2 separate regions of the Homo sapiens genome follow, and region 2 is linked to region 1. The links are chromatin contacts, found by Hi-C or POLR2A ChIA-PET in ENCODE. All regions are on one chromosome and are shown on one strand. Each heading gives the region's core, a stretch centred on a gene start or an enhancer-like site at or near the end of the contact. The rest is flanking DNA. Distances are from core to core; before and after follow the strand shown. Region 1 overlaps PAN3 (poly(A) specific ribonuclease subunit PAN3). Region 2 overlaps FLT1 (fms related receptor tyrosine kinase 1).

Region 1 (5,497 bases), core at 2,980-5,479:
AAACATTTCTAAAATTTCATGACTGGTAGTCAGACAAGTGTTCTAAAAGTAAAAATAATAGGTGTAATTAAAGGAGTGAAAAAGAAGGGTGTCATTTAATATAATCCATTCATCTGATTAGTCTTGTTTTAATCTATCTATGCTTAGGACACGTTTCCTAAATCACATAAATACATTTTCATTTTGAACAGTTAAGAGTCTCTGACGTTATCAGGAGGCCGGGCACAGTGGCTCATGCCTGTAATCCCAGCACTTTGGGAGGCCGAGGCAGGCGGATCACCTGAGGTCAGGAGTTCAAGACCAGCCTGACCAACATGGAGAAACCCTGTCTTTACTAAAAATACAAAATCAGCCAGGCATGGTGGTGCATGCCTGTAATCCCAGCTACTCGGGAGGCTGAGGCAGGAGAATCGCTTGAACCTGGGAGGCAGAGGTTGTGGTGAGTTGAGATCGCGCCATTGCACTCCAGTCTGGGCAACAAGAGTGAAACTCTGCCTCAAAAAAAAAAAAAAGAGTCTCTGACATTGTCATGAATTCTCTTTATTCCAACCCACAAGGGCTCTACACTAAGTACATCATAATGGTTAAGAAATACAGCCTGGGCAACATCGTGAGCCTCTATCTCTACAAAAAATAAAAATAAAAAAAATTTTAGCCAGACACAGTAGTGCACATCTGTAGTCCCAGCTACATGGGAGGCTGAGGCGAGACGATTGCTTGGGCCCAGTTCAAAAGCTGCAGTGAGCTGACAGCACCACTGCACTCTAGCCCAGGTGACAGAGCAAGACAGAAGCAAAAGAATAGAAAGGAAAAGAGAGAGAAAGAAATAGAGAGGGGAAAGGAAAGGAAGAAAAGAGAGGGAGGGGAGGGGGAGATACATGTTCAAAGTCTGCATAGACACCACCCCAAAATAAATTAAAATCTAGGCTTAAAACACTGAAATACTTTAAAATGAACAAAATTTGTCTTTAATAAAGGAAAACAAGTAAATATCCATGTTAATTCTTACTCACCTGGTACTGGGCCATTAATGCCAATGGATTATTATTTTGACTGTTATCAAATGTTAAAACATCAAAAACTCCAACACAATTTACTCGCAACCTTTAAGGACCAGATAATTTAAAGAAAATAATTAAAATAAGTTTTTAAAAAATTGCATACTCATGGAAAAGTAACATTTCCCAAAATATTAGGAAGGATCTCAGAATTGAGTTTAACTTCCATCCTACCCCACACCACCTCCACCAACCACCATTTTAGAAATGGTAAAATTAAGGCTCAGAGATATCAAGTGATATACCTACAGCTGTAAAAGTCAGAAACTGAGAAAGCCAGAACTATAACTCACATCTCTTGACTAACAGGTCAGTGTCCTTTTCACCATTCCAAGCTGTTTATTAGTCATTCATAAAAGAGAACTAGTTAGCTTTCTAACACTTGCAAAAGATGTACCAGACACTGTTCTAAGCATTTTACATGACTCATTCAAATCCCTCAATAACTTTATGAGGGGTACCTCATAAATAAGCAGAATGGAGTTAGTAGTACACTTGTCTAATAAGGTTGTCAAAACACAATTTGAAGAAGTAACTTGTTCAACGGCATATCGACAGTAAACTATCAAAGCCAGGATATGAACTTAAATAACTTGGTACCAGATCTTCAGCTCTTTATGTTATGCAGCCCAAGACAATCACAAAATTACAGCAACTCAAAACTCAGGTGAAGACAAGACTGATAACTGTACCAGTTGTTCTCAAAGCATGTGACTCAACAGCAGCAATGGCAACACCTAGAAACTTGTTAAATATGCAAATACTTAGGCCCCAATGCAGACTTATGAATGAAAATCTCTGGGGGTAGGGCCCAGCAAGCTGTGTTTTGTAAGTCCTCCAGGTGATTCTGATTCATGCTAGAATTTGTGAACCATGGTGCTACATAGAAAAGTTGTATTGATATTATTTTTATATTCCCCTAACCCTAACCACATATACTTCCCTAACCTTTCCCAAGATTTTTGGTTAATAACCAGGCATTTTATTCAGAGTTCAACTTTTTTTTTTTCTTTAAAAAGCTTACAAATGAATTCAAAGTTACAGAAGTTCTTCTGGATGGAATATATGAAAAGGCAGAATTAAAACAATCATGTTTTGTTTACTAAGCTGTCAAAGGTAAGACGCTCAATAAAAGAAACCAAAACTCAAAATGCTAGTACCTTGTTTTGCCAGTTATCAGAATCTTTGTTGGATCCATAACTCGACATGCCAAACCTGCTGTATGAATGGTACGCAATGCAGAACTTAGTTGGACAATATATGCCCAAATAAGAGATTCTGGCAATAATCCAGCATGCTGCCTGGGCAATGGTCCCTCGTGCTGACCTATACAGCAAAGAAATCCAAAAAATGACATCTTAAGTAATCAACTAAAAGACTAAAGCATTAACATCAAAATTAGCAAAGACAATTCATGTACACTCATGGCACAACATGTCAATTTATATATGTGTGTGTATGTATGTGTGTAATTTAAGTTTAGTCTATTGCCCAAAGATTCCTGTCCGAGATTATGCCTTTTATATTGATACCAGCAATAGGGCTCTCACTGAAATGCTCTTTTCTGTAACCACTTAATTATTGAATAAAAATTACTTAAAGTAAGAATTTATATGTAATTGTTAACCAAATAAATATAAAAACAGAAACCGTAGAGGTTTTTCTACTTAAAATGTGGCTGGCTAATCCTACCCTGTATTATTGTTTAGGCATGTGAGAGCTGTTCATTGTGTGGCTTGATGGAAATAAAAGTCTCTACCATCACTTATGTTGAATGTTTGTTTTCCTTATATCACTCAGGCCCCTCTACCACAAAGGTGGATTCTATCAACTCATTAAGTGGTTTTTGATAATATTTTCTAGGTCATTGTTAATATGTTGTAAATCAGTAGAAAAGGAGACATATAAATTTAATCAAGATTTTGTAATTATTCCAAGGAATATGACCTTATATTCTTTTCTTTGTAGAGACACTTTTGCTACATTGCCCAGGCTGATCTCCAACTCCTGGGCTCAAATGATCTACCTGCCTCAGCCTCCCTAAGTGCTGAGATTGCAAGCATGAGTCCCTACACCCTGCTGATCTTATATTCATATTGTTGTAAAACAACCTTTTGTGAATCAGTTATAAAAAGCAACATAATTAAATGGTTAATTATGTACTTATAATAAATAGCAAATATGTACTTATGGCTTGGAATAAAATTTCTGGTAAGCAGCACATACAAAATTAAAAATAATTATCTCTCAATTTGGACAGAACAGAAGATAATATACTCTGGAAATATGTGTAAGAAGGCTCAAAAAAATGGGACCGGTAACAAATGCCAAGACAATGTGAAAAATGACTATGAACTGTTTAAATGAAACTATTTAATTAATGTAGTAATAAGGAAACAAGAGTTTTTGCAGCAAACATATAGTGCTTACTGTGTGCCAGACTCTGTTCTAGTTGTTTTACTGATATAGACTCATTCTGAATCTCGTATCAACTCCACATGGTATGCTATTCTTCTCATTTTCTAAATCAATATATTTCTTATACTTTGCTTTTTTTTTTCACTTGTGCTAAGATAATAAATTACATAGTGTAAGAAAATGGTAGGCTTTTATGCATGTATGGTATGGTTAGGGAAGTTACGACTACTCAAACAATATTTTAAACTATTAGAAAAAAGGACTACTTCCTATGAAAATATAAACATTAATATATTAATCAGTGAACACCAAAAACAGAATAATTATGATTAAAAAATTACTGGAAAAGAATGCTATAAAAGAGTGGTTCTCAAAAGAAACCACTCCAGCATTTGGCAACATCTGGAGATATTTCTGGCATTACAATAGGGGTAGAGGGGGATTGCTACTGGCATTCAGTAGGCAGAAGCCAGGCCCTTCAGTCAGAAGAGGCCACTATAAACATTCTGAAATGCATAAGACAGCCCCCACAAAAACTTAAGCAGTTGAGAAACACAGTTATAAATTAAAGCCAACAGTCATTTCACAGGTGTTACTACCAAAATAAATTTGAGCAACAACTATAGTCATCTATAAGAATAGTTGTACCACATCCCCTTCCACAAAATTATGCATGTGTCTACAGATGACATAGCAAAAGGAAAAAAATGACCACATTCTATGACCAGATTTTAAATGTGAAACAGCCATGTAACCACAACTTTCTTTTTTCAACTGTCAGGATGCAAAAAAAAAGAAGTAACAAGTAAACAGAAGTAATATATTTTTGTCTATAATTAGAGTCTTGAAAGGAGTTGTAATCTGAAAGATACTAGAATATGGACTCAAATCTTTCTCCCCTCCTCTTTAATTTTCAAGTCAAGAAAATCTTAAGATTAAAAAGCATAATAACGTGATGCTGCTTTCTTGCCCCCATAGACTGAGACCTTCCCTAAATACATAAATTAATGAATAGACATCTCAAAATGGATTTACTTTTCTCTGAAATCATTTACCCTTTAACACACATTTGTTAGAATTCAAGTATTCTGGTTGTTTGCAAAATCTCAATGATAAAACAATTCTTTAAGTATATATTAGAAAGGGACAAAGAAGAAAATATTTCATGTTTAAGGAAAAGTTACTTAAAATTCTATTTTGAAACCTTAGATTAAGTAACATGGAATCCAACCTTCAAACAAAAGCATTTGTTTAGGGAAATAATTACATAAAGAACAATATAGTCATAATAGGAATCATTAAATTATATTCAGAGAATATAAAAACTATGGGGAAAATACCTATAATAAAGAAAAGATGTAATATGATATAAAAGGTTAAAACAAAAAACAATGCAAAAGGAGACAAAAACAAAACAAAGCAAGATTGAAAAGAAATGTACTAAAAGATTCACAATGGTTGTACTTAGGCAGGGAAGCCAGAGAGACTATTTCTAAGCTATTGAATTTTCCAAGTCACCTTTATTAAGAAAGCATCATATTTTTAAAAGAAAAACATTTTAAAGAGAAAAACAATTTTAACACATTTCCAGTTAAATATCTGATATCTATGTGAGTCTTCAAAAATCTATCTTATCTTAGTAAATATGCAAAAGACATTATTTCCTAACTTCTTGACCATCATCTCCATTTCTTTGACATATTTCTTTTTAAAATGTGATATGGTTTGGCTGCGTCCCCACCCAAATCTCATTTTGAATTGTAACTCCCATAATTCCCACAGTGTTGTGGGAGGGAGCTGGTGGGAGATAACTGAATCATGGGGGTAATTTCCCCCATACTGTTCTCGTGGTAGTGAATAGGTCTCATGAGATCTGACAGTTTTACAGGGGGAAACCCCTTTTACTTGGCTCTCATTCACTTCTCTTGTCTGCCGCCATGTGAGACATGCCTTTCACCTTCTGCCATGATTGTGAGACCTCCCAAGCCACATGGAACTGTAAGTTCATTAAACCTCTCTCT
Region 2 (5,667 bases), core at 798-3,297, 56 kb before region 1:
GTCCAGGGGACAGTGATTCAACATTATTAACCAGTAATCAGCAACACTGGTGATGAACCCATGTAGTGTGGTGGTTAAACATTGAGACTCTGGAATCAGACTTCCTGGATTCAAATCCTGTCTCTACTTCTCATGAAATCTGGGAATGCAAATTACTCAACCTGTCTGTTTCAGTTCCCTCGTTTATTAAATGAAGCTTATAATAGAATCCAGCTGATGGGATTGTTGAGAGAATAAAAATCTCTCAGTCAAACATTCAATAAATGTTAATCATCACTGTCACCACCACTGTCATCATCATCATCAACATCATTGACCTACTAAGATAGAAAAATTGGGTGAGTCCAACTTCGTACCACTGATCTACATGGTGGATAAAATGTCTGAAATCCAAGAATGATGCCCATCTTTATAATGTGGGCAAGAATCTTCACACACAAATAAGAACCACTGGACAGCTGGCCAATTTTCTCATCCCTCAAACTTTGATCTAATTAAAGACAGAGATGTTCTACCGGACCGGCAATATATGCAAGAACATCATTTTCCCCAGGTTTAAGTCAGGTCCTCTAATAATAAGAACCTTTTTTTTTTTTTTTTTTTTTTGAGACAGAGTTTCTCTCTCTGTCAGTCAGGCTGGAGTGCAGTGGTGTGATCTCAGCTCACTGCAACCTCCGTTTCCTGGGTTCAAGTGATCCTCCTGCCTCTACCCTCCCAAGTAGCTGGGATTACAGGAGCCCGCCACAACGCCCAGCTAATTTTTGAATATTTTGGTAGAGACGGAGTTTCACCATGTTGGCCAGGCTGGTCAAACTCCTGACCTCAGGTGATCCGCCTGCCTCGGCCTCACAAAGTGCTGGGATTACAGGTGTGAGCCACCGTGCCCGGCCTAATAATTAGAATCTTGAAACTGAAAGGGATCTTTGTGATCAGTTGGTTCACACTCGCAGGCTGCAGATGCGTTCAGAGAAGTCAAGTGATTCGCTTAAGGACACACACCTACCATGAGGTGAAGTCAGAAGGTGAAAGAACTCAGCTCTCTTGACTCCTCCTCCACTGCCTTTTCTGTGCACCACACTAAATGAGGTGAAAAAAGCATAAGAAAAAGTGGAAAGTGGTGCCTTGGGCTGAGGGCAGTACAAATTCCCCTTAGTACTGAAATTTTGGACTGGCTTCAGGAAGAGCTAAGCCAGCAGAATACCCTAGGGACCTGGGCAGGATGGAACGTTTGGGTTTGTGCGTCCTTTGTTTTGAAGAGTTTGCTTCCTTCTCTGGCTATATTTAATGATTTGCCTCCCTGTGCAACTTGGTGGAGCTTAGTGTTTTTGTGGAAAATCCATGGCTGTCTTTCATATTTGGAAGATAAAGGTAAAGGAAAGGCAAAACCAAAAGGCTAAATTGAAAATGGAATACTTCATTTTCCAAATAAATTAACTGGGATCCTTAAATATGGTTTGTAATAAATTCACTATATTCTGCCAGAGTCCCAAGAGTTCAGTAAATTACCTTTATTTAACAAAAGTGGTACTGATAAGCAAAGCTGAATATACAATTGATTGGGAGTCAGGAAGGGAGTGAGAGAGCCTGAGTTTTGGTCCTTGGAGACATGCCTAGGCTGTGACTTTTGGGTGCCGTGGGGAAGAAGGCTGTCCAGGGAGAGTTTTCACATGCAGAGCCCTGAGTGAGCCTGTGGAGCATTTTTCTCCCCATGCTATTGCCAGCGCTTTCTCTGATGCCTTCTGTCCCACAAAGGATCTTGTGAAAAATAAAATTCCAGTCCCCAACTGAACAGAATCCAATATAACTGCATTGTGGAAACACAATAACAAATAGTGAAAGTCTTTACCTGCCCTCAGGTGGGTTACCTGCAATGGCAGTGGGTATTCACTCTGAGGCCTGCCTCCCTCTGCAACCCCGGAAGGTCTCTTTTCAGGGGCTGGGAACCTTGGTGCCCTTTTGGCTTTTAGACTAGGTTAGGGCTGTCCCTCCTGAAGCTTTCTCCCAGTGCTCTGCTTGCTCCCACTGTGCCCTCTAGTGGAGGGATCACTCTTGCTTTGTGACATTTCTAGAAAAGCCCAGGAAGGATGGGGTACGCGGGTTAATCCTAGAACTGCCACACCATGCAAATGGATCAAGGGACACCACTGAACTCCAGTCCCTCTCTGCTTCTGCCTCAGTATTGCTGTCTAGCAGAATCTAGGCTACAAACATGGTCTTGTTATAAAGCCACTGAAAGTGCTAGGTTTTAGAGTGTCATAGTTACTAGATGAATTACAAAAGGCAATAAAAATCTTTTCTGGTTTCCCATGAACACCCAGAACTGACAACTCCTTTCCTATGAATCATAAAATAATAGTATAATAGAGCTTTTCAGAAGAGGATAATTAAACTCAGAAAAGTAAGGTGACTTGCCCAAGATCGCATGATTAATGGAAGAGCCAAATGAACCAGGGCTTGGATGTGCAGTCCAGGGTGAAAGGCCATTGCTACCCTTGTTAGGATCAAACTGTATCTTTGTTTAAATGGAAGAGAAAAAAAGCAATGTCCATGTTCCCTCCTTCCCCAAAGAAACCTGAGAAATTGGTAACTATAGCCTTCTCTTATAACTCCTCCTAGGGATTACAGAGTGAAGCACCAAGCACACTGAGGATCCTTTCCTCTCAGTGATGTCATCCTTCACAAGATGGCGTGTGGCATGGAAAAGTGGTTAAGGGCACAGATGTGGGCATCGACCAATCCTGGGTTCAAGCTTTGCTTTTTTTTTTTTTTTTGAGATGGAGTTTTGCTCTCGTTGGCCAGGCTAGAGTGCAATGGCGTGATCTCGGCTCACTGCAACCTCCACCTCCTGGGTTCAAGCAATTCTCCTGCCTCAGCCTCCTGAGTAGCTGGGATTACAGGCATGCACCACCATGCCCGGCTAATTTTGTATTTTCAGTAGAGACGGGGTTTCTCCATATTGGTCAGGCTGATCTCAAACTCCCGACCTCACGTGATTCACCTGGCTCGGCCTCCCAAAGTGCTGGGATTACAGGCGTGAGCCACTGTGCCCGGCCAGCTTTGCTATTTATTAGCTGCATGTGAATTTGATTACTTTACTTCTCTGAACCTGTTTCTCCATGTATAAATAAGAACTACTTCGTAAAATTGTTGGAAACACTAAACAAGAAATGTACCTAAAGCTTTTAATATACCAGCTCACACAGAGTAAGCATTCAGTAAATACCCACCACTCTTAATTTTTTTTTTTTATCTGATCTAAGATGCTGTCTAGAAGCCCAGGCAAGAGCACAATAGACTCTGCAACTCCAGAGGTAGTCAGGCTCCTGGACACCGTAGGGCCCCTGTGCTAGTTCACGATCCATTTTGAGAAGTGAAACGCTCTCATTTCTCATCAGGCGATTGCCAGTTGAGGGACTGGTTTCCCACTGCTGTGCTGGAGCTCCTTTTCACCTGGGTCCTTTTCGGTCTCTTCAAAGGATGCAGCACTACACATGGAGCCTAAGAAAGAAAAAATGGAGCCAGGCCTGGAACAAGGCAAGAAACCAAGACTAGATAGCGTCACCAGCAGCGAAAGCTTTGCGAGCTCCGGCTTTCAGGAAGATAAAAGTCTGAGTGATGTTGAGGAAGAGGAGGGTAGGTATTAATTCCTTCCTGTCCTACGCGCTGAGATATTTTTACAACATACTATGCATCTCTGAAATTTTTTTCTTATTTATCACTCTAATAAACATCCGTGGGAGACTCGAATGGTAATGTCCTGAGGAGATAAGATTTGAATTAAGATAATTTACAGAGTTACTAATTTTGACAGGGAACTGTACCGTTTTCTCCCCTCAGGGATTTTCATCTTAATGGATCATCCCCCTGCCCCCATGCTTGGATAAAGTGGGCTGGAGGCCTGGAAAAATCTCTGGTGTTCATGTTGAAACTCAAATACTCTTAAAAATGAACTCTGATCTACTTGTTGGTTTGTTTTATGTTTTGCTAACATTGTTCCAATAAACTGGGATTTGGTGGGATAACAAGAGCCATTACAAACAGTTACGGTTCTAATGCTTTCCAGATTCTGACGGTTTCTACAAGGAGCCCATCACTATGGAAGATCTGATTTCTTACAGTTTTCAAGTGGCCAGAGGCATGGAGTTCCTGTCTTCCAGAAAGGTCAGTCTTGCTGTTTACTGTTTTTCTTCTCTGCCAGGGCTGGACACACACCTTTGCTATAAATTCATTTTTCCTAGTATTTGCTGATACCTATGTTCTTAAATGTAGAACAAACACCACTGCAAGTGCCTTAATTTGCCTTGATATGAGGAGTTTTGAGAATGAGGAGTCATGGATACCAGTGGATAGAACTTAATTCTGGGGAAAACTCACAGGTTTCAGACTAGACAAACCTGGCATCGGCTCTCCACAGTATCCTCTGGCATATTTTCAAATCTGGCCCAAATCTCAGAAGACATGACTTCATAGGAGAGCTACTATTAATATAGCCATATAGGGCCCTCCCACAAAACTGCAGCTGGAGAAAGATCTCATCTTGGCAGCTCAGGATAAAAGACTGTGGGGAAAGTTTGCCCACTGGTAAATCTTAGATAACCAGCTTCGCTGATCAAATAGTAGCCCAGTGGATTCAGACCATTTCTTGACTTTGAGGGCTTGGGGACCTGTATTTGTAGAGAGGCTCTTCATGTTTATGGTAACTCTGTGTGCACCGAGAGGTGCTCCCTTCACAGCATGTGAAATGGATTCCCAAATTAAGATAATGACACTGACAGGTGTAGGAAATTAGTTGGTTAGGTTAAGGAAATGCATTGATTATGCAACTGTTTTATTATAGTGCATTCATCGGGACCTGGCAGCGAGAAACATTCTTTTATCTGAGAACAACGTGGTGAAGATTTGTGATTTTGGCCTTGCCCGGGATATTTATAAGAACCCCGATTATGTGAGAAAAGGAGATGTAAGTCAGTTTGATGTTTATTTGACTCATGTGTGTCCTATCACTTTTAAACCACAGACTTGGTAAATATTTACACTTCCTCAGCTGTAGTCCCTGAAAACCATCATTGGCTTTCTGTGAAGACAAACAGTCCAGATGAGCGGCATCCCAGAGAGCCCTTGTGTAAGGCTCAGAAAGGCCACTGTCTCCTGCTTCTGCTCTTCCCTAATGCCTGGCCTCCCACCTGTCCTTTGGGCAGCGCTGCGTGAGACTTGCTAACCTGAGAAGTGTTTGGTGGGGCCTGGGTGAGACCTTAGCATTACCTTCCTTTGAATCCTGAGGGAATTCCTTGTACCACTGAAAAGAACAGCCTGGACTCTTTCCCTCAAATAAACCCAGATGATTGATTCAGCAGGTGTATCTGTCTCAGGAAAGGGCGGGGAAGACCGTCAGCAGTAGCTGACTATGGAGGAGACTGTTTACCTCCCATGGCCTTCCATGCCTAGCATCTCCCCGCTGGCTCGTACTGGCTTCTCTTCCCTGCTTGTTTTTAGACATAGTGTTATTTTTCACTTTTGTGGATGACCTCCCATGTCCTCCCTTCTCCTTAACCCTCAGCCTATATACCCTGAGGGTTAAGCTTATGTCTGGGCGCCAATGAGTTACAGTAGTGGTTCCCAGCTTAATTGAACATACATATCACCTAGAAGGCTTGTTACGCTACAGTG

The links. Hi-C counts contacts between places; a loop is a spot of excess contacts on that map. ChIA-PET counts read pairs that join two places held with the same protein, here RNA polymerase II (POLR2A). Pooled maps may share reads with other maps.
Region 2: a loop to region 1 is called in a pooled map, with 4 times the contacts of the local background. The contact joins two enhancer-like sites. A Hi-C loop is called at or near these places in 2 of 50 pooled maps. POLR2A ChIA-PET finds 5 or more read pairs at or near these places in 2 of 52 experiments (T-cell and endothelial cell of umbilical vein).

Annotation. Positions count from the first base shown.
Region 1 is chr13:28,267,588-28,273,084 of GRCh38, reverse strand. It overlaps PAN3 (poly(A) specific ribonuclease subunit PAN3), which reads right to left. Exons shown (of 19, transcript NM_175854.8): 13 at 2,219-2,384; 14 at 1,014-1,104. Among named protein-coding and RNA genes, the nearest start is that of PAN3-AS1, 130 kb to the right of the region's middle. Within about 2 kb of position 4,229, at least 3 of the 41 ENCODE cell types and tissues checked have a DNase peak (open chromatin) inside an H3K27ac peak, as active enhancers do.
Region 2 is chr13:28,320,756-28,326,422 of GRCh38, reverse strand. It overlaps FLT1 (fms related receptor tyrosine kinase 1), which reads left to right. Exons shown (of 30, transcript NM_002019.4): 21 at 3,477-3,633; 22 at 4,064-4,161; 23 at 4,838-4,960. Among named protein-coding and RNA genes, the nearest start is that of FLT1, 170 kb to the left of the region's middle. RefSeq lists an enhancer at 2,995-4,194 and a silencer at 4,957-5,251. Within about 2 kb of position 2,047, at least 4 of the 41 ENCODE cell types and tissues checked have a DNase peak (open chromatin) inside an H3K27ac peak, as active enhancers do.